4 separate regions of the Homo sapiens genome follow, and all the other regions are linked to region 1. The links are chromatin loops, found by intact Hi-C in ENCODE. Cell type or tissue: CD4-positive, alpha-beta T cell. All regions are shown on one strand. Each heading gives the region's core, and the rest is flanking DNA. Links, peaks and the distances in the headings are about the cores only. Region 1 overlaps PROX1-AS1 (PROX1 antisense RNA 1). Region 2 has its middle 250 kb from the start of LINC00538. Region 3 has its middle 160 kb from the start of LINC00538. Region 4 has its middle 140 kb from the start of LINC00538.

Evidence for each region. Peaks named below come from ENCODE experiments on the same cell type or tissue, not always from the same donor. Only the 100,000 strongest peaks of a DNase experiment are listed, where the experiment ranks them.
Region 2: a loop joins it to region 1, with 8 times the contacts of the local background. A loop is called at or near these places in 4 of 110 quality-filtered maps.
Region 3: a loop joins it to region 1, with 4 times the contacts of the local background. A loop is called at or near these places in 2 of 110 quality-filtered maps.
Region 4: it touches region 1 in a loop (6-fold over the local background); 4 of 110 quality-filtered maps call a loop at or near these places.

The regions. Positions count from the first base shown.
Region 1 is chr1:213,848,985-213,854,534 of GRCh38, reverse strand. The region is part of intron 4 of PROX1-AS1 (PROX1 antisense RNA 1); the gene reads left to right. It also overlaps a transcript of RPS6KC1 not described here. Among named protein-coding and RNA genes, the nearest start is that of LINC00538, 73 kb to the left of the region's middle. In CD4-positive, alpha-beta T cell, for the core only: no CTCF peak of the experiment used is centred there; a DNase peak (open chromatin) is centred at 2,224; H3K27ac peaks cover 1,131 bases.
Region 2 is chr1:213,667,682-213,673,231 of GRCh38, reverse strand. It overlaps a transcript of RPS6KC1 not described here. Among named protein-coding and RNA genes, the nearest start is that of LINC00538, 250 kb to the left of the region's middle. RefSeq lists an enhancer at 2,359-2,888. In CD4-positive, alpha-beta T cell, for the core only: a CTCF peak has its summit at 2,861 (motif pointing left); a DNase peak (open chromatin) is centred at 2,741.
Region 3 is chr1:213,759,195-213,764,744 of GRCh38, reverse strand. It overlaps a transcript of RPS6KC1 not described here. Among named protein-coding and RNA genes, the nearest start is that of LINC00538, 160 kb to the left of the region's middle. In CD4-positive, alpha-beta T cell, for the core only: no CTCF peak of the experiment used is centred there; a DNase peak (open chromatin) is centred at 2,514.
Region 4 is chr1:213,781,447-213,786,996 of GRCh38, reverse strand. It overlaps a transcript of RPS6KC1 not described here. Among named protein-coding and RNA genes, the nearest start is that of LINC00538, 140 kb to the left of the region's middle. In CD4-positive, alpha-beta T cell, for the core only: no CTCF peak of the experiment used is centred there; a DNase peak (open chromatin) is centred at 2,956.

The sequences.
Region 1 (5,550 bases), core at 211-5,210:
AAGAAAGAAAGAAAGAAAGAAAGAGAAAGAAAGAGATTATATTGGCCTACAGAGAGTACAGTACTTTGGTACTGAATATTTCCTTTACAAATAAAATGCATGTCTCCTAAAACCTACTCCAAATGGAGTCATAGAAACTCAAACACTAGACTCAGGGGAATTTGCCAGTGGGGAAAGAACATTTTGGTGATATTTGTAATTTAGTTTTCTCATAAAGAACTGGAAAGGAAATTAATTCAATGATTTGTTAAAAGTAGCCCAGAAAATGAGTCGACTGCTACAGTCTCAGAGATTCGTGGGGAATCCAGTTCCTGCTAGAGGCAGCAATCCCCTGGTATGTTTGAGGAGATGAATTATCATATTCTATTTGTGGTTGAGGTAGGGGAGCTGTCCCCGAGGTCCTATCCTGCAGAGACTAACAGGGACTACATCTCCCGCTTTCTTGCCATGTTGACTTTCTGTTTTCAGTTTTCCCCTTCTTTTTCAATTTCACTTTGTTTCTTTGCTTTTGCCTCATCTTACAAAGGGAGATGTGAATCATTTTTAATAAGGGACCATAGGAAGAAATCGCACCAGTCACCTTCTTCTCAATGCTGGTGTTATATTTGAACAAACCAGGGTTATTTGTGGTGAGGACAAGAGAGGCAGTCGAGGGCTGAGTAGAATCCCAAGTGAAGCATGTGGATTAAGGCAATATGTGGTGTTCAGATGAGAGTTTAGAGCATCAGGAGTGAATCCAGTCACAGCCAACTCCAGACTGGCTCAGGCCATCAATCCAACCTGAATCCCCTTCTAGATTCATTGGTAAGATAGCAAAGAACTGTAAGTGATGGTGATAATTATGGTTCCCTTGAATTCAATATCTATTCAATGTGTCTTGAAGAGAAAACAAGTGTTAAGCCAAAGAAATGTAGAAGTCATAGGCATCATTGAAACAAAAGTGGAACAGCAAAACCCCAAAATCAAACCCATGTAAGGGAAGTATGCCTTACATTTCTTCTCACAGCATGGAGTATGCCTTCAATGAAAAGAAGCTACAATTATTTTGTGGTAGATAATAAGTGAGGCATTTTAGATCACATTGTTCTGGATAGCAGCACTTTGAGAAGGTTATTATCCTCATTTGACAGATGAAGCATTTGGGGCTCAAAGGGGTTAAGGACTGTGTGTTTATAGATTCCTCAGGCGCTCATGGTCCAGAGAACATCATGAATCATCTTGGCTCCATAATTTTTGGGGTTACAGATACTTAGAGAGATGGACAGGGGGTGTAGTTACCACACTGGCCTCCACCATGTGGCTGAAGGCCATGGCTTGATTAGTTATTTCTTAATACACATCTGCTGGCTGCAATTGCAAGCCGGGGGTGTGAGCTCCAGGCAGAGGCAGAGGGTGGCAGGAACTTCCAGAGACTTACTGGCAGAGCATAGATTAGCTGTTCTCCCCCTTGACAATTGCCTTGGGCCCCTTGTGTTCCAGAGGGATGGATGATCCAGATGCAAAATAGAGTGAAGATGAAGATACAGATTGGAGAGAAAATGGACTGAGTCCATGGGGAACTTCCTTTGGGATATTCCATGAGCTGGCTGCTCACTCCTTCTCTCTTTCCCAACAAACTACGATGCCCTCAATAAACTATATGTATTTACCAAGCAAATGTGTCACGCACACTTTGAGACTCTTGCGATACTAGCAGAATTAGATATTCTTTCTCTGTGCCCCTAAGATAAATAGATGGTGAATATCACTGTCAGGGTATTTGCTGTGTTACCTGTGTATGTTTGTCTCTCTGCCTTTCTCTGTGTGTGTTCATTGGGAGCTACGATTATGTTGTTATTATCATGAATCTTCGTGTTCCTAATGCTTAACAGAGTGCTTAAAAATGGTTTTTCAATAAAGAAATGTAGTTTTGGATAAAGAATTGAGGAAATGGCCATAACAAGCTTGTGTACTGTTATTTACAGGGAGACAAACAGATCCGAAAACAGATCTGTCGATTAAAAAGGCTGTGACATAAGTCTATGCCAGACTGCAAAAAAAGAAGTAGTAGGTTATTTTTGAGATCATTTAAAAAAGATAAATAGATGGTTTGCTAGATAGTTGGGTGGGGGAGGAGGTTGTAGAAGCATTACCAGTAAAAAAAAAAATTAGGTAAAGATATGTTCACAATAACATAGAATAGCAATGTGGATGACAGAGATGGGGAGATATGAGAAATTTTCTGCGACAAGAACACAGGATGTGGGCAGAAGTTTGGCAAGGGAAAGGTCTAGAGCAGAGAATCTGTATGCCATGCTAAGGAGATTAAACTGTATCTCAAGGGCAATGGAGGCTGTTAGAGGGTTTTAAGCACAGAAGTGATTTAAATAGAACTACTTTTTCTTTCTTTTTTTTTAAAGAAGGTCTCCGTTGATGATTATGTTCAGGAATGTTTGACAAGGTCAAGATCAGGGCAGACAAGTGTTTTAAGGAGAGAGAACAGTGGGCAGTATGTGGGAAAGAAAGCCCAGAGGTCAGAAAAAGCTTGGTGCATAAAAGAGAAAAACATTCAGAGCACAGAGGCTATACCAGGAGTTCCAAGAGAAATGCTTAGGGTCAGAGCTGCGGCAGGGACTGTGGGAGAGAGAAGAATAGCACAGGAGAACTCAAGGAGCGAAGACAGGCTGAATGGAGGCATTGACTGGATGTGCAGGAGAGGGAGAGGCTGGGGTGGCTCCCACGCTGGTTTGAGTGTCTGGGTGGACAGTGATGTCACGTGTGGCAATAAGAGAGTTGGTAGAAGGGCAGATTTGGTGGGGGAGGGACGACTCTGATCATGGGGTTTTGTCCATGTTGTTTTGAGGTGCTGGTGGAAACACAAGTTGAGGTGGTCCAGTAGACAGTGTGAGATTTAAGAGTGGGGTTTGAAATAGAAATGAGAACACTGGAGTCAGCAGCACATAGACGAGTGGAAGTTCAGGAAGTGAATGCGATTACCTGGGGGCAATCTCGCTCAACGTGTCATGAAATAAAAACAGTGCTAAAAGTAAAACCTGGAGTCAAGAGAGGGTGTCAACATTTAAGATGGAGGCAGGGGAAGATGAGCCAGCAAAGGGACTGCTGGGTTTCCACATTTATGACTGGAAAGAGAGAGAGAAAGTAGGGAGAAGATACAGAGATTTAAATCTAGATTGAAGACTTAAAGGAAGGTGAAGTTTCCAAGCCTGCAAAGAGGGAGAGGTTGCTAATACATCAGAGGTAGGTGATACAGAGATGATGGAATGGGTGAAGATGTCTTGTGGTGAAAGGTGATTTTTGTTTTTTGCATGAAACTGTAGGGAAGGGTGTCAACTAGGGAAAGTGGAGGGAGGACTCCAGAATTAGTCATAGATTTTAGGAATGGGAATTCTCACCTTGGTTTTCTCAGTGAAGTAGGAGGCAAGTTTCATTTGCTGAAAGAGGGGGTTGATGATGGGAATGGAATAAGGAAATTGATGAAGAGGTGGACTGGCTACTTTGGGAATGGGGAGAGGCACCTAGAAGGTATAAACACAGTTGAAAATTCGAAGGGCTCCATGGAGTCCCCTGTACCTACTCACTTCCTTGAGGGAAAACATGTTTCTGACTGTCAGAAAATAAAAAAGAAATTTACACAATACATGAAATCAGCTAACTAGATTGTGAAACAGAAATCATATTCTATTTTAAGGAAGTATGAGAATCCACAGAGTTTTTATATCAAGATTAAAAAAAAAAAAAGCCAAGTAAGCTAAGCATTGGGAGATGTTGGGGCTGGAATCACCAGTGTCCAAAGATTAAAGAGGAGAGAAACAACTAGCATGGATCATGGATATAAATCAATGTCATTGTGTCCCCTTAACTAACTAGGGAACAAACACGTAAAAAATACTCTAAGCCTAAGTGTAATGCTAGTAAGCAATATAGGTTTGGAGACAGTAACTTTGAGGCAACACAAATTGAAACAGTTGTGTGGGTGCTTAGTAGCTCATCGGAAAGAGCAATGTCAGACTGTAGATGGCCTGCCTGACCCAAAACAGGGGGTTTTAGTGTCCTGTGTAGCAGGGTAGAACAAAGCCTCCCTCTCCGGAGAAGCAGCTGAGTCCTAAGCGGCAGGCCAGTGTCCAGTTAAAAACATTGGATTGAAAACGTGAACATCCTTTTCACAGTAAAACACACAGTGTCCTGGTAGGTCTATTCAAGACAAAAAATATAAATTGAACATTGATGATCAATTGAAAAAACTCTTTGTGATCTAGTAATAGAAATGTGTTACCTTGATAGGATTTAAGATTTCTCTCTGAAAGCAACAGCCAACATCATACTTAAAAGTAAAATGGCAGAAGCATTCTTATTAAAGGTAGGAGCAAGATAAAGATTACTGTTATCACAATTATTTGTTTAACAATATTCTAAAGTTATAGCCAAAGAAGAGGGGCAGAAAAGAAAAATAAGAAATGTTACTATTGGAGAAGAAGGAAAAATTATCATTCTTTACAGACAATTTGATTGTCCGCCTAGAAAACCCATGAGAATAAACTGAAAAATTATTTGAACTAACTAGAAAGTTTAGAAAGATGATTGGTTATAAAATTAATATAAAAAGTTTACTACATGCAATAAATTATCAGTTAGAAAGCACAATGAAAAAAAAAATCCTGTCCACCAGAGTAATGTAATTTAAAATATTTAGGCCAAAATTTAATAAAACTTTTGCAGAAGCTACATGAAAAATTGTTGGAGAATTTTACTGAGAGACCTCAAAAAACTTAAATAAATGGAAGCTTCTGCTGTATTCATGAAAAGTAAAACATAGTGCAGTATTATAGATCTTGAGAATCCCTGAATAGATATATTAATTTAATGTGATTTATATACAGATCCTCAATTGTTTTATAAAACAAGTTAAAATTATTATAACTTTACCTACACACATGAGTTTATGAAAATAGCTGAGAAAAAGCTTTGAAAAAATGAATGAGGGAAATTGTACCACCAGAGAGCTGAAAAGTATTGTAACTATACATTTGTACATTCATAGGTAGAATCAGAAATAAACCCTAGTATAATTAAGAACTTAGAATATGGCAAAGTTGGAATTCAAATTGGTAAAGAAAGGGTTGATTATTCATTATAGGATAAATGGTAATGAAAGTTACATCCCCTAGTAGCCTAAGTATAGGAGCCTACATGGATTGCCAGGCTCCACCCCTATGGGCGTCTGCTGCTGTTGCTCACCTCCTAACAGCCCCTGTCTCTCACCTCCTGGGCACATCCTCCATTGCTCCTGTCTGTCACAGTGGGAGCCACAGCAGTTTTAGCACCCAGAGGTGACCCAGCTGAGTCCATGAAACCCAAACTTTCTTAGCAGCTGCTTGGAGTGTTTGGGAAACACAGCTCAGAAGTGCAAACTTTAACCATTGCAAGAGAGAGTTGATGACAGATTCCTCACTCCTCATTCCCTCTCTGTGCCACTGGACTCATGCACTGGTTCTGTCAGCCTCTGTTGACATCCTGCCACAGCTCTGTTTCCTGTGAAGTTGTGGCCAGCCC
Region 2 (5,550 bases), core at 411-5,410, 180 kb after region 1:
AGAAGAAATTGTTTCCATTGGGAATAATAGTGTGGGACATCTCACTGAGCTGCTGATCCATGTTTATGGATCTGTATGAATCCCAGTTGCTGTCCACCCTGCTCAGAGGCTCTAAATCAGAGTCACATGGAAACTTCGGTCTTAGTAGCTTCAGGTCTATGACATATTCTTAGCGTGGAGCCTCAAAAGCCCTCCCATGTAGAACTCTATCTCTTTTCCCAGAGTTTGGGGTAGGAAAGATAGTGAAGATGGGACAGATTTTGATAATTTTTCTTATAAGGTACAACTGGAGGCACTTGGGTGGAGGGAGATGTTTCTCAGGTTTCTGGCCTGATGGGAACCTGAGATGGATGGAAATGCCAGCAACTGAGATTGGAAATGGTGAAGAAAACGTACAGGGATGAGATGACGAGTTTAGTATTGGATATGCTGAATGGTCCATCCAGGTAAAAACATCTAGCCCACTGTTGGTTATGCAAGTGTGAAGCTCAGGGGAAAGCTCTGGACCGAAAATAATGATTTGAAAATTATTAGTTTATATGTGGGAGTTGAAACACTCAGAGTGGATAAGGCTAGATGATAAAAGAGTGTAGAGTAAAACTCTAGAATGATGAATTTTATGAGTGCATAGAAGAGGTCCCCACAGAGGAGATAAAGGGGTAATAAGAGACATAGCAGGAAGGCCAAAGGTGCATGGAATCACAGAGGCTAAGATAATCTAACATCTGAAGTAGAATGGCATTTTCACTGTCTCACTTTCAGCAAACAGGTCCTCTATGGTAAAGATTTGAACTTGGCAATTAAGATTTTCCAGTGATTTTTTCAAGAGAAGTTTCAGTAGAGCAGTGAAGGCTGGAATCAGATTGAAATGTGTTTGAAAATGTGAAATACAGAAATGGAGGCCCAGAATATGGACAAGGCTTTCAAGAGTGGATGAGAAAGGGAGAAAAGAGATCAGGTTGTGGCCAAATATGGGTGTGGAGAAGAGTTTCAGTTTGCTTCATTTATAGGAGAGGATGTGTTGAGTATGTTCCCAGGCCGAAAGGAAGGCTCACCAGGCGGGCAAGAGGTTGAATACAACCAGTGGGACAAGGTTTTGGAGATATGGGATAGAGTACAGTCCAGAGCATCCTGGAAGCTTTGAGGAAGAGAAGGAACAACCTATCCTTGGATAGTAGAAGTAAGAATGAATGTGGCTAAAGTGACCTGTGTGGGTAGGGTTGGGGTGGAGAGCCAAGGACCATCACTCTTGCTAGCCTCAATTTTCTTTTTTTTTTTAGCTTTATTTTTAATAGACAAGCAATAATCATATATATTTATGGGGCACAGGTGATGTTTCAATACTTATATACACTGTGAAATAATCAAATCAGGTTAATTAGTATATCCATCCCCTTGAATAGTTATCATTTCTTTGTTTTTGTTTTCTTGTTGTTGTTGTTGTTGTTAAGACAGATTCTCCCTCTGTTGCCCAGGCTAGAGTGCAGTGGCACGATCTCTGCTCACTGCAACCTCCACCTCCCAGGTTCAAGCGATTCTTCTGCCTTAGTCTTCCGAGTAGCTGGGATTACAGGCATGCGCCACCATGCCCAGCTAACTTTTGTATTTTTAGTAGAGATGGCATTTCGCCATGTTGGCCAGGCTGGTCTTGAACTCCTGATCTCAAGTGATATGCCCGCCTCGTATCATTTCTTTGTGATGGGAAGGTTTTAAATCCTATTTTGTAGCTTGTTTGAAATATTCAATGCATTGTTCTTACCTGTAGCCAACATACTGTGAAATAAATCACCAAAACTCCTCCTGTGTAACTGAAACTTTATACCCACTGACCAACATCTCCCCGTTCCCCTCCACCTCCCCACCCCAGCCCCTGGTAAACACCATTCTGCTCTCTACTTCTAAGAGTTTGACTTTTTAAATTTCCACATATATGTGAGATCATGTGGTATTTGTCTCTTTGTGCCTGGCTTAGTTCACTTAATATAGTGGCCTCTGGGTTAATCCATGTTATTGCAAATAACAAAATTTCCTGTTTTTAAGGCTGAATACTATTCCATTGTGTATGTATACTACAATAACCTAGGTGTCCATCAATGGATGGATGAATAAAACTTCACTGATGAATAAAAAAGTCTGGTTGGAACCGAGTGCTGTGGAAGGCTTGGGTGTTCTCCCTTCTTTTCTGTGCTTTCTGGTCAAAGCCACATGAATGGCTCCTTCCTGATCACAGAGCAAATCCCCCACCCATTGTCCTGACTGAAGCTCAGGATGGAACCCCTCACCAAACCCCTGAGAGGGAATAAAACAGAAGATCTGAAGCCACAAGACTGTTGAGGAAACCTAATTGAGCTAGGGTCTTTCCCAAGGTCACAGAGGAAATGAGTAGAAGTGCTGGAACTGGAGGCTGACCAGCCCTGCCACATCCTCAGCCAATCCCCAAATGGAGAAAGGAGGGATATTCAAGGTTCAGTGGAACCTGTCCCCACCACCGATGAACAACAGGAAATCAGAAGAGCAGGTGCACTTTGCAGCTTCCAGGTCAGTCCTTGCCTGGCAGGTGCAGCCCAGGTGCAGATGTTTGTCAACACAGCCAGGCCCCTATCCTGGCCTGGGGGAGGGTGGCAGCCACTCTCTATTGTTATGCTTAGCTCTTCTTGCAAGAGGAATCTTTGCTGTCTGTTCCTGAGAGCAAGGAGCCTTTGATTCTGGAGGAGTGATGCATTTCCTGACTTTGATCTATCACAAATCAGATCTTTGCACACTCTCAAGAGAACACTTTCATTTTAAAGGCTCTGAGCTAGCTGTCTCTGTTGCTCACCTGTGGAGCTGCTCTTCCCCCTACTGCTCATTCTTCCAGCAAAACAGGCCCCTAGGCAGGCTGCCTGGGACAGTCAACGAAAACAGGCTGGCCAAAAGGGCTCCCAAGTGAGCAGTAGCCCAGATCCCACAGACTGGCACAGCCTCCTCCCTCTGGCTTGGGGCTGAGGACAGCATCCACTGTTAAGGGCAGATGAGTTGAAATAACAGAAAATGGGAAGCCTCTCTCACCTACAGGAACAGCACAGGGACCTCCTCGAAGGATTTGCACACTCCTGCCCTGGAGCCTTCAATGCCCCCTGTAGGATGGAGTGGGTGCATAATACCTGCTTCATTTTGCAGATGACAAAACTAAAACCCATAAAAAGTTTCCTGAGCAATTTGGGACTGCAGAGCCAGGATAATAACACAACATTAGACTCCTTTCCCTGTACTCCACTGACCATTCCACAGGATCCCTAGGTGAGGCTGGAAGACCCCAGACAGGCATTCCAGGGGAGGGCCAGACTGGGCTGAGAAAAGTGTGAACCTTATAGGGTTTCAGACTCCAAAGCAACACAGTACTGCACTTGGGAGTTAGAAGAATTGAATTCTGGTCTTGGCTGTCCCATGTATCAGCGGTCGGAATCTTGAACAAATTACACAAACTTTCTGAACTGCTTCTGTAATCAAACCTGTCTGCTTGTACCATAGGATAAATCAAATAAGGTGAATGATGGGCAAACCTCATTTTATTGCTCTCTGCTTTATTGCGTTTTACGGACATTGTGTTTTTTACAGATTGAAGATTTGTGGCAACCGCACCAAACAAGTCTATCGGTGCCATTTTTCAACATCGTGTGCTCACTTTGTGCCTCTGTGTAACATTTTGGTAATTCTCACAATGTTTCAAACTTTTTAATTATTAGTACATCTGTTATGGTGATCTGTGATCAGTGATCTTTGATGTTATTACTATAATTGGTTTGGGACACCACAAACTGTACTTATATAAGATGGTGAACTCAATCAATAAACGTGTGTGTTGCGACCACTCTGCCCACTGGCCACCCCCCTTTCTCTCTCCCCTCGCCTCAGTCCTCCCTATTCCCTAAAAACAACAGTACTGACATTAGGCCAATTAATAACACCACAATTGCCTCTAGGTGTTCAAGTGAAAGGAAGAGTAACATGTCTTTCACTTTAAATCAAAAGATAGAACGATTAAGCTTAGTAAGGAAGGCATGTTGAAAGCCACAATAAACCAAAAGCTAGGCCTCTTGGGCCAAAGAGCCAAGTTGTGAATGCAAAGGAAAAGTTCTTGAAGGAAATTAAAAGCACAACTCCAGTGAACACATGAATGATAAGAAAGCAAAACAGCCCTATTGCTGATATGAAGAAAGTTTGAGTGGTCTATATAGAAAATCAAAAAAGCCATAATGTTCCCTTAAGCCAAAGGCAAATACAGAACAAGCCCCTAGCTCTCTTCAATTCTGTGAAGTCTGAGAGAGGTGAGGAAGCTGCAGAAGAAAAGTTAGAAGCCAGCAGAGGTTGGTTCATGAGGTTAAGGAAATAAGCTGTCTTAATATCATAAAGGTGCAAAAAGAGGCAGCAAGTGTTGATATAGAAACTGCTGCAAGTTATCCAGAAGATCTAACTAGGATCATTGATGAAGGTAGCTGCACTAAACAATAGATTTTCAATGGAGGCAAAACAGCCTTCTATTAGAAGAAGATGCTATCTAGGACTTCCATAACTATAGAGGAGAAGTCAATGCATGGTTTGAAAGCTTCAAAAGATAGGCTGGATCTCTTGTTAGGGGCTAATGTAGCTTGTAACTTTAAGTAGAAGCCAATGCTCACTGATCGTTCTGAAAATCCTAGGGCCCTTGAGAATTATGTTAAATCTTCTCTGCCTGTGCTCTAAAATGGAACAACAAAGCCTGGATGACAGCATACCTGTCTACAGCATGGTTTACTGAATATTTTAAGCACACTATTAAGACCTACTCCTCGGGGTGGGGGTGGGGGTGGTGCGGCGGGGGGAAGGTTCTTTCAGAAGATTGCTGCTCATTGACAATGCACCTTGTCACCGGAAAGCTGATGGAGATATACAAGATGGATATTGTTTCCATGCCTGCTAAAACATTCTGCAGCCCATGAATCAAGGAGTCATTTCAACTTTCAAGTCTTATTATTTAAAAAACATATTTTGTAAGGCTTTAGCTGTCATAAATAGTGATTCCTCTGATGGATCTGGGCAAAGTAAATTGAAAACCTTCTGGAAAGGATTCACCATGTTAGATGCCATTAAGGACATTTGTGATTCATGGCAAGAGGTCAAAATATCCATATCAACAGGAGTTTGGAAGAAGTAGATTCCAATGCTCATAGATGATTTTGAGGGACTCAAGACTTCAGTGGACAAAGTCAACGCAGATGTAGTAGAAATAGCAAGAGAACTAGAATTAGAAGTAGACCCTGAAGATGGGACTGAATTGCTGCAATCTTGTGGTAAAACTTGAACAGGTGAAAAATTGCTTCCTATGGATGAGTAAAGAACGTGGTTTCTTGAGATGGAATCTACTCTTGGTGAAGATGCTATGAACATTGTTAAAATGATGACAGAGGATTTATAATATTCCACAAACTTATTATAGGCAATACAGCAGCAACAGGGTTTGAGAGGATTGACTCCAATTTGACAGAAGTTCTACTGTGGGTAAAATGCTATCAAACAGCATCACATGCCACA
Region 3 (5,550 bases), core at 393-5,392, 90 kb after region 1:
GACCTTGAGAGGAACCAACACTCCAGCTTGCACCTGGGGTTGCCTTTTTCAAGGCTTTGCATTGACTCCCTGACTCCCTGTCCCCAAGAGCGTCCACTGAAAAGCTGTCAGAGGCATCCATGTGGCAGAGGAGGACTGAGGCCAATGCCAGCTGGAATGGTATCACAGAACTAGAGCTTCTGAGGTTGTAGGATTCATGAGGCATTGGGAAGAGACAGAGGAGGTCATTTGAGTCTCTTTCTGAACTTCATCTCACCTGTATCTTTTGTTCCTTACACTCTGATAGCAGGGACAACCTAAAAGAGGGTCTGATGGAGGAGAGAAAGCAGGCTGATCCTGGGCCCTTGGGTGCTGGAGGAAGAGGCCCCCTGAAGGGAGCAGGAGAAGAAAGGACAGCAGAGGAGTGCTGAAATTCACCTTGCTGACTGCCCTGCTGACTGCCCTGGGCCACTGTTCTTGGCTTTAGGAGATTCAAAGTCTAAGAAAGATCCCTTTCCCCTGATCCGCCAAAGTTTTCATTTCCTGGAGAAATAGCTTCTCTCTCTGCGTGTTTCCGTCAACTCTCAGCAAGACCTGAACAAGTGCATGAAGGTGATAAACCTGCTACTTCACTGGGGCTGTTTATTTCCAGTCGACAAATATTGTGCCAATGTTCACTTCAATTAGGGGACACATTTGACAATCTGACTACTCCATCTGATGCCTCAAGGGCAAATTTCAGCTCTTTCAGGAAGGGATGGGCCAATAACGGATTCGTATGAATAAAATATACAGAGAAGGAACATTCGCAGCAGTTTGGGGAAACCACCTTCTCCAGCAAGGAGAGCAAAATGTCTACATGAAGATAAAATTCACATAAATAAAGCATGGGGCTTAAACTGTTGGGATGCTGGGAATTCAGAGTGAAGGCTCCTGTGCCTGCTTGCCCATCACCTGCCTGGAGTTGGGAATTAAGAAGTGCAAATCAGCACTAAGGAGCCTAAGACATTTGTAATTCTATGGAAGAAAATCATTGTGGCAGAGTTCAACTCGCTAAGAATCTTACTCGTTTATTCCAGTTTTAAAAACCATCCTAGCAACCAGAAGTTTTTTGTGGTGTTTAATTTTTAATCCTTCTGTTTAATTCCCTTTCTTCTTTATTACCCTGAAGATAATCAGAAAAGCTGCTCAGCATCCCCTTTTTACAGCTTTTCACATCCTGGAAGGTAGAGTCAAGGACCAGGTCCCATGAATAGAGCTCTTCCTGCTCGGAATTGACCTTGGGTCCATGTTACCCTTTTCCTGGCAGCAGCAGACTAGAGGATGAGTTAGGTCTTCTGTAGCACCTGCCTTGGGCAAGTGCCATCAGCTCGCTGGACTCCTGTATTCCCATCAGGGAAAGGGAAAGTCAGTTCCTTCCTCATCTTGGAAGGGTCTCCTGGGAATCAAGTCAGGTGCTAAGAGGGGAAGGAAGTGAAAGTTTGATAGAAATGAAGGGACTCTCGTCGTTTGGTTCCTGTTTTTTGGGCTGACCTGGTCAGTACAAAGAACTCCCAGAGGCAGCTTCGTCACTGAGATGGGAAAACAAAAGCAAAAATTACCCTTAAGGCCAGGCTCAGTGGCCCACACCTATAATCCCAGAACTTTGGGAGGCCAAGGCAGGTGGATCACCTGAGGTCAGGAGTTTGAGACCAGCCTGGCCAACATGGTGAAATCCTGTCTCTACTAAAAATACAAAAATTAGCCGGGCATGGTGGCGGGTGCCTGTAATCCCAGCTACTTGGGAGGCTAAGGCAGAATTGCTTGAACCTGGGAGGCAGAGGTTGTAGTAAGCTGAGATCATGCCACTGCACTCCAGTCTGGGCGACAGGGAGAGACTCCGTCTCAAAAAAAAAAAAAAACGTAAAAAAATTACTTTTAGGTTAATGGCTCTCAAACTATACATTTGTCTAGTTCCCTACTTAGTTAAGCCTGGGTTATCTTAAATACTTGTGTGTGTATTTGTTCAAAAAAGGTCCTCACACAGCTCATAAGCTTGTTAATAGCATACAATTAATTTTATATTTTAATATGAATGACAGGTATTTTCTATTCTTAGAAAGGGCATTATAAACATCTATTATTAGCATGGAAAGAAATCTCTTGAGAGTGACCATCTGCACCACATATTTGACTTATTCTTACAACATTTTTATTTCTATTGTTATTAGCAAATGATCACAAATGCATCTAATTGAAATTAAATTTCTTTATTATAGGAGAGTTCTTGGATTTACACTAGTATTTGATGCATCTCTAGTCATCGTTCACTTTTCTTATTTTCATTCATTCATTCAACAACATTTATGGGAACCCAGAATGGCCCAGGATGCTGGGGGAAGCTGTGAAGTAAAGATGTGTTTCCCTTCCTCCGGAAGACAGAAAGGCAAAGAGAAACAGCGTAGTGCAGAAAGGAAATGAGGCAGAGGGGAGAGGGGTGCACTAAACTCTGTGCTGAGTTGTCAGGAAGGCTTGATCTGTGACTCAGACATGAGGAGGAGCTTTTGATGTGCAAAAGGGTGAAAAGCACGCTAGGCAGAGGGCACTGCTTATGCAAGGCAGAGTCCCTGCCCGAGACAGCGCACCTCTGACTTTGAGAACTGAGTTTGGTTTTCGTCATCCTTCCTTCCTTCCCTCCCTCTCTCTCCCTTTCCCTCTTTCTTCCTTTTCTCCTCTTTTCCTCCTCCCCTTTCCCTCTCCCTTTCTCCCACCCACCATTTTGCTCTTCATTCTTTTTCATCCTCATGACTCTAACAATCATTTTCGTCTCACTTTATCAAATCTAGATATATCTGAATAGAAAAATAATCAAAGATCTAAACTCCAGCCAACACCCCCAACTTCAGACATGGTTCCATCCCTCTAATAACACCCTCAACCCACCACTGAGCAGCTCTGAGACACCTTTTCACCCACTGGGTGTCCCCAGGGGTCTGGAGAGACTCATTCTTCTTGCCTTCATCCCTGCCACCTGGCTGCATATTTTCTACACACTTGAAAAACTCGTTTGAAGAACCCAGGAACCTGGCTGGGCACCTAGAAGATGTCTGAGTGAGCAAAGGAGGCACTGAGCCATTTGGAAGCTCAAAGACTGAAAGGCAGAAGCCATTTGCCTGTCCGCCATTCCTAGCATTAAATGGAAAGTGTGTGGACAGTGCAGTCATCACTGTAAGCCTTTGCACAGATACAATGTCAACAGGACAATTATGATGGAAGTCTTATAGAACAAAGTCCTATTTAAATTATTGGAATCCTTTCCATCTGATCCATCCCACCCATTACAGCCCCAGTTATGAGAGATTATTAAAACTATATCCTCCTGCTCTGATTTTCAAAAGTCTGTAAAAGAGAAATTGCCCCAGATATTGGCTGCTGTGGCCACGCAGTGCAGCATTTCCTGTCACCAAAATTCATCTGGCTGTGCTTTTGAGCTAAACAACATGCATCCTCAGACTTCATAAATTGTCATTCCTCTGCCCATCCAGAGAGCAGAAATTCATGACTTGATCTCAATCAAACAGCGTAAAAACCCAAACAAAAATACATCTGGACAGACAAACGGGATGCCAGGTTTTTGCTTGATGAGAAGGGAAATAGCTCAACCCTGGCCCCTTGGAATGAAGGCTTTATCTCAAAAAATGCTCATGGAACCTTAACAGAGTCACCGAGACCAGCTTCCCTTATAATATACAACATAAACTAGATATGGAGCTCATTTTGTTCCATGCTTTGTGACCTGGAAAACATTTTGTTGGAGCCTTAAAAAAAAAATTAGCCCATGTTCATTTTCCCCCCAAATGCGATGATCATCATTTTCTGTTCCTTTAGCCCAGGTGAACAGCAGCCAGTGAGCTGAGGCAAAAAAAAAAAAAAAAAAAGTAGACTCACACTTTCCTGACACAGTTAACAGGCTGTTAAAATTCTGTCCTGCTCAGCCTTAGTATTAGTGTTTAGGGAATCAGAAGGCTAGATCTACAAGATCTGGCTAATATCTACACACAAAGTAGATTGAAGAGTAAACAACAACAAAACACTATTTACTGGTCAGTTAAATAATCCATTATCCACAAAACTGATTACTAATGTTGTTTGTCTGAATACATATTTTCCTGAAACAAAACGAATTTATCTTGAATTGTGTAGGTAGACAGAAGTGTGGTATGTTTTTTTAACAGAGGGAAATCTGCCATTGAAAGCAGAAGCAAAGCTTGCCTGAGCTGAGATCTTACCAGATCAAGAGGGAAGCCTATAGTTGTGAACTCATATTCCTTCCTCCTGCTCCCCCAGTTTCTCTCTCCAGGGCTGACCTGGGGGAGGATGTCTCTGGGCAGGGACCGGCAGCAGCATATATGCAAATGTTCCCTAATTGTGTCCCAACCATTACTCCATTGTGGAGGCTTTTAAGATAATTTATGAATATTCTTTTTTAACCACTGTAAATGAAGCAGCGGCTGTGGGTGTTTGTGGTGTGTGTGTATGTATGTGTGTGATTTCTTCCTGAGTTATTTATTTGATAATGATATTAAATATTAGAAACTCTAACAGCTGGTGTGTTTATCCTGACTTGAGTGTATTAACCTCTTTAGCCCTTTTTTCCAGAAGAAGGATTCGGCATCACAGATTTGACTGTCAGCTGTGGTGCCTGGCGGCCCCACCGACTGGCATGCTGACAGAATCTAAAGTCCAGAGCAGCAAGTAAACATGGATGACATTGCAGGGAACGAGGGGGAAAGAGAGCACATGATGACTTGAGGCACCTGCAGCTGCTTGCACCCAAATCAAAGTAAAGGCTGCACTCACTGGAATGGAAAAACACTGAATTTACTGGGAGTGCATTGGCTCTGTGCTAGGTGAGGGAGAAGGAGGGGGCTTGCTAGAGGACATGGGAGGGGAAGATGGAGCCTTGATCACTGGCATTTTGCCCACTCACAATACTGACAGAGCTAAAGTACCTTAGGGGAAATCCCTGGGTCCTAAGGACCATTGCCTCCCACATGGTGGGTAAGGATCTACAGCTGCGGAGGCTGGGCTGACAGGTCTGTGGGAAGAAGACAGGACAGAGTAGGCCAGGCCACTGAGTACTGGGGGCTGAGGACAGAGGTGATGTGCACTTACCAGACAGGGTTTAAGCCCTTTTACTGGCTGTGTGAGCTTCAGCAAGTTGTTTAATCCCTCAGCCTCAGTCTTCACATCTGTGACATGGAAATAATGGCACGTGGCCATGCATGGTTAGGGTGGCCCATAGTGAATGAGATAATGAGTAAATGAAACAGAAATATATAAAGAATTACAGGCATATGTTGAAGAAATTGCAGGTTCAGTTCCAGACCATTGCAATGAAGCAAGTATCACAATAAAGCAAGTCACATGAACTTTTTGATTTTCCAGTGCATATAAAAGTTGTATTTATACTATACTGTAGTCTATTAAGTGTGCAATAGCATTATGGCTAAGGAACAATGCTCATAACTTAATCAAAAATACTTTACTGATAAAAAAAAACTGCTAATGATCCTCTGAGTCTTCAGCAAG
Region 4 (5,550 bases), core at 375-5,374, 68 kb after region 1:
CCTTTCATTCTCATTTATCTGTACTGTTTTCCCAAGAAATCCAATGACTAACCTAGTTCTTCCTAAGTAAATGCCTTACTTCTTATAAGACTGTAGACTTCTTTGAGAAGCTACCTGATGATGTCATTTGGTTACTCAAAAGAATAAGTCTCTAATTCCATGAGAATTCAAATCACTGAGGAAGAAGATTTGGGGAGATATTTTAGAAGGTTGTGAGGCCAGGGGCCACTGAAATAATGAAGAATATTCTTTCCTAAAATCCCGCCAGAAAAGTGGATCCATGTCTGCAAAGCCTGGGACTAGTTGTCATCATCCATTCATGCATGCATCAAAATATACAGTTGACAAAGATGTTTCATACATATTACCTTTTAGCTGTTCTTCTAATAACCTTTAAGGTTAGCAGATGAGATTTCCTTATTTCCACTTTATAAAAGAAGAAACAGTCTCAGAATGACTATGTGACTTTATCCAAGGACACCTGGCCAGTATGTGGCTACACACGAGATGATGCCTGTTACTTTCTGAGTTCTAGTCAGAAGGTATCTACTCACTGTACTATGATAGAATTTCATTTTCATGTTGTCCTTTTGACAGTGGGGACTACAGAGATATGGAAATATATATTAACAATGGGGAACAACTATGAAGTGTGGCTAATGAGATGGGGGAGAATCATCTTTTTATTCAAAATAGAACAATTTTATTATTGGCCAGAATGCTGGGGCTAAGGCTTTTCAAAAAGTCTAAGAACAAATCTTTTTATACCTCAAGATGTCCAGTACTTTGTCCCAGTCCTGCTCATCTCCCGCCAACTTCCTGCTGGATCTGCCACTCTCCTATTCCATCATTGAACCTTTCTTTTCTCCCTCTTTCCTTTCTATTCTTCCCTCCCTAGCTTTATTCCCATCCTCACTTCCTTCCTTCTTTTTTAAATTGTCAGACTAAGGAGAAGAGTAGAAACATTTTTCCTGGCTCAAAATTCTTGCATCTCATTCCCTAGAGAATGATGCCAAGGGCTTCCTTTACCTATTCTATAAAGTCTTAACTAAAGGGAAATAGTTTTATTCCCTCCATAATAGCAATAAGAGCTTCAATTTTTTTGATCATCACCTACCGTATGGCACACAGTGGGATGATGGCTTTCTACTTACTGTGTCATTCAAATCTTAAAACACAGTATAAGGTGTTACACCCATTTTACAATGAGAAAACTAAATGATTTTTCCTAAATGATTTTCATTGCTTCCTAGTAAGTAATGAAAACTAGGCTATAAACCCATGGATAACTCCAAACTCATTTTGACCACTCTATCAGGTCTTAAAGCTACATACATATATATCTCCCCATCCACGGCAGGCATTGCTAATCATTCATAATAGCTTTACTATTGAGTCCCAAATCCTTGTTAATTCAGCCCTCCAAGACATCACTAACACTCATTAAAAGTTGGCATGGAGATAAACTATTGGCCCTTGCTGTATTGTTTTATATCTTCAAAACTGACCTGATCTTTTGGGCTAAAGATCTCATAATTTTGTTTTGGGTTTATTTTCTGGGTTTTTTTTTATTTTTATTTTTTAGAGCAGCTGTCACAGTCCCAGTGTTTCAAGAACAGATCCACGGACATCTCCAAGGATACTCTCCTTCATCTGGAGACCAAACCTCTGCTTCCTATTTCTAAAGGTCTGTGAGGTGTCCAGGAACGAGCACCCTAAGTAGACCACTTAGGGTTCATGGGTTGAAACTCCAGGCTATTAAGCAATCATTGATATGGCTAATTTGATACGAACAGCTTTGTAAAAACAGCTATAATACATAAGATTTTTGATGCTACACCCAACAATGCTGTGTAATAAAACAGCAAGTTTGGGTTAATAGATTATAAAAGGAAGAAACAGATGATCAAGTGTGTTTGGCTTATTTCAAAGTGATGACACATCAGAGCAAGGCACAGATGAAATATTTTGCACTTGATAACTTCTAAATGAGCAGCTTCACCCTTTTTCCATTTTTTTTTACTTCTGAAAAGTTTGCCAGGGATCAGCAGTTATTGCCTCCACATTTTAGTATAATATCTCAAGGCCCTAAGGGGCTAGGGAAGAAGGAGGATGTAGGAAACTCATCACTCATGGTATCTGAAAGTTTATGAAGAGTTTTACTCACTTAATGGGGGGAAGCAGATGGGAAAAAGCTAAGTGAGGCAGTAACAATAATTTGGGTTACTATGACTGGCATCTTTGAAAGCAGATGCTCAGCCCAGTCCATAGTGAAAAGCGCCATCCAGTTGGCACTCTCCAGCTTTCATCTGTGGATCTACCATAGAGATGTGGGCATTGTTCTGGGCTCCCATCACTTAGTCTCAGTCCAGCTCTGCCACATACTTGCTGTGCAACCTTCAGCAAGTGACTCAAGTTCTCTGATTCTCAGAAACCTCATCTGTAAGGGTTCATCTTAATCCTCTTTGGAAATCAGAATCATCAGAAGTTTTAAAAATACAGGTGTCTGCAGCACACTCTCTGAGTTGTGGATTCAAGCAATGTGAGAGGAGCTCAAGGAAGCATCAATATTTTTGCAAAAGTTCTTGGGAGAAACCAAATCACTGGATTGGGTAATCTCTAAGGTTCCTTGTGGCTTTGACCAACTTCATGTGTGTGAGGTTCCAAGCAGATCACAGGATTAATCAGTGGGCTGGTGGACCCAGCTTCCATGAACACAGTTAGAAAGTCCTCTTAGGTCCTGTGGGTTTGGTGAGAAAGCCCAGAGCTGCTAGTCCTTGGGAAAGAGCATAACATGGAGCAACCTTCTCTTTAGAGAGAGTTTGCAATGTTTGCCTGGCTGTCAGCATCAAGTGGGTGCTCAAAGTGTTAGAAAGTCAGTGAAAGTGAGCTGGTAATTAGCTGAGCGGAGGCACAAGCAGAGGTCGTTTCAAACATTTCATGATAGCAGCAGCTTCCTCTTCTGTCTGCAGTAGCAAAGCCTTGTTGTGGCTTGAGGTTTTTTTCCTCCCCACTAGTCCTAACAACAAAAAGGAACTTCTCAAGGAAACTCTAAACTGGAATTCAAAAGGAACAATAGAATTGGATTTGATTTGTTTAATTCAGAAATCAAGGTCACTAGAAAGTACTACAGCTCTTATTTGTGTGGTTTGGATTTTTTTTTTTTTTTTTTTTTTTTTTTGGCAACATCTTTCTTTTCATTTGACGGTCCTGTCATCCCCAGAACTGTGTATGTTACTGATCCTGCCTGTATTCAAAGCTGTTATTAAGTGGAGTCTTTTAGATTTTAGAGAAATGATAATGGCTCCAAAGATGACAGAAAGTGGCAGCTGGTGACAAAAAAAAATCCCTTGATAAGACGACAACAGTAAATCAAACTACCGCCACTTTTTCGTTTCATGTTTGTTAATACCACCTCGCCTTTTGAAGTTTAAAGCAAGGTTCAAAAAAGCCAGGTGCTGAATCATAATATTAAAGCAAGGAAGGAGCTCCATGAAAGCGAGGAGATCTGAGGGGGGGAGGCAACAAACACAGCTTTCAACTGCCTTTTGTCGGCCTTTCTGCAGATGTCACCAGTGGTTATCCCAGCAGAGGGTTCGGCTTGTAGCAGCGCCTCTGGCTGATTCCCGCGCTGCGTTTCAAGTGTCAATCAAAAAGGAAGGACGCAGCTTAGGTCCTGGTCATTGTCCTGTGAAAAGAGCCAAGCATTTAACATTGATTTAGCTCCCTCAATATACAAAGATAGAGCCAGCTTTGTGCATCGAAAAGGGCCTTTGGCAAGGTTGCTTGTAGAGCAATTCCATCGCATCCGATGCGCCTTGGTTTAGCTGTCATACTGCGGTGTCTGGAGCCCTCTGAAAAGTTATTCAGGACTGAGTGAGCAAATTAAAAAGAAATAACACGTTCCCCTGAAAGGGTGGGGCTGCTTGTGGAACAGCCCTGTTCATACCTCTTGGTCTTGAAAAGCATTTTAAATAATGATAATAACAATAGTCCAGCGCTTCCGAAATGGTGAGTTACAGCAAGCTAGGAAGAAAGCCAGAGGAGGCCTGAGAACTCTGGGGGCAACTTGGAGTTCAACATTTATTCCTCCAACTTCACTCCAGCCTGTCTGCGTCCCATGTGGCCTTCAGGGCTGCAAGTTTAGACCAGTGGCTGTTGTGCCTTACCCTTATTTATGTTCCCATTTCCTGTGAGCAGCCACTTCTTTGGCCAAATTTAGGGTGGAAAAATGATTATAGCAAAATTTGACTTTCATGAAATGACCTCGTTGCTTTTGTGCATGTCCTTCTTTTTCTCCTCCTTCTTCCTTTTCTCTGTTTCTCTTTCTCCTCCTGCTCCTCCCTCTCTTCTTCCTCCTCTTCCTCATTCTTCTTGTTGCCTTTGTTTTCCTACACAAATCCAATTAAAAATTAGAGTTTGGCTAGCCTTTTTTTACTTTTTAACTGCTTGCTTTGGAGCTACGTGGACACTATGTGTCCCGAGTAATGTTCTACTTCTCATTTTCTAAGCCTTTTCTTCCTCATCACAAAATAGTCAAGTTCCCTGGAATGGTGTTTACCAGGTGCAGGTTGAGCATTCTTGGTGGTTGACCCAGGTTAACAGAGGCAACTGATGCTCCCTGAATGCCTGTGGACTCTCCTTCATTTCCTAGTTTTCTCTGAAGTTCATTTGAAGTCTTGGGATGAGTTTGAGCTCATGGGAATGTGAACAAATTCTTGCATCTCTACATCTGCTTTGAGGTGCTAATAATCAGTGTGCCTAGTCCATCCTTTCTGCCCCTTCAGGGGCTGTGTGTTGAGATGGTGGAGCCCCAAGATAGAAGCAACTTCTATCCCTGAGTGAAGTCAGGCTGCCCTGGACTTTGCATGAGCAAGACATAAACCTTTGTTGTGTTAAACCACTGAACTCGAGTCTCACCCATCATGTTTGATATACCCAGTTTAGCTAGAAATATCTTGATAAGGCACTCCTCGAAAAGGGGTGGTTCGAAAATTTTGGTTAGCTATAGAGTTTTTTCCAACAGCTGTTCTAACCTGTGTAAATATAGCAAGGTGATAAATGGAAACACAGCAACACAAAAATGGTTCATTTTCCATTTGCCAATGTTCTGAATCCTCAACAATGATTTGGACTGAGCCACAACGAACCACCCCTTCTTCTATGCCCACCCATATCCCCAGTTCCTTTGCCAAATTGTCCTTTACTTACATCTGCCTGACCACACCTCAACTAAGAATTAACCAAATCATCTGCCTGTCTTGCTCTTGAACCCAGAATAGGGAGTGTGACTTACAGGAAATAAATTAGCCTTGCTGATGAGTGCCACTGTTGAGTTTGGGTCTCCAGTCTCAGCTGTCCCTCAATAACAATTGACAATTTCATCACATGTCCATAATTAGTTTCTTCCCATTCTCTTAACGGATCATATTACTTCCAAATTCACACGTGGAAAAAAATGAGGCTAAATGATATGATTTCCCTAAAATTTCCATTCATACCCCACAAGCTTTTCTGTGTCTTTCTCCCTTGTCTTAAAGGAGTCTTCCT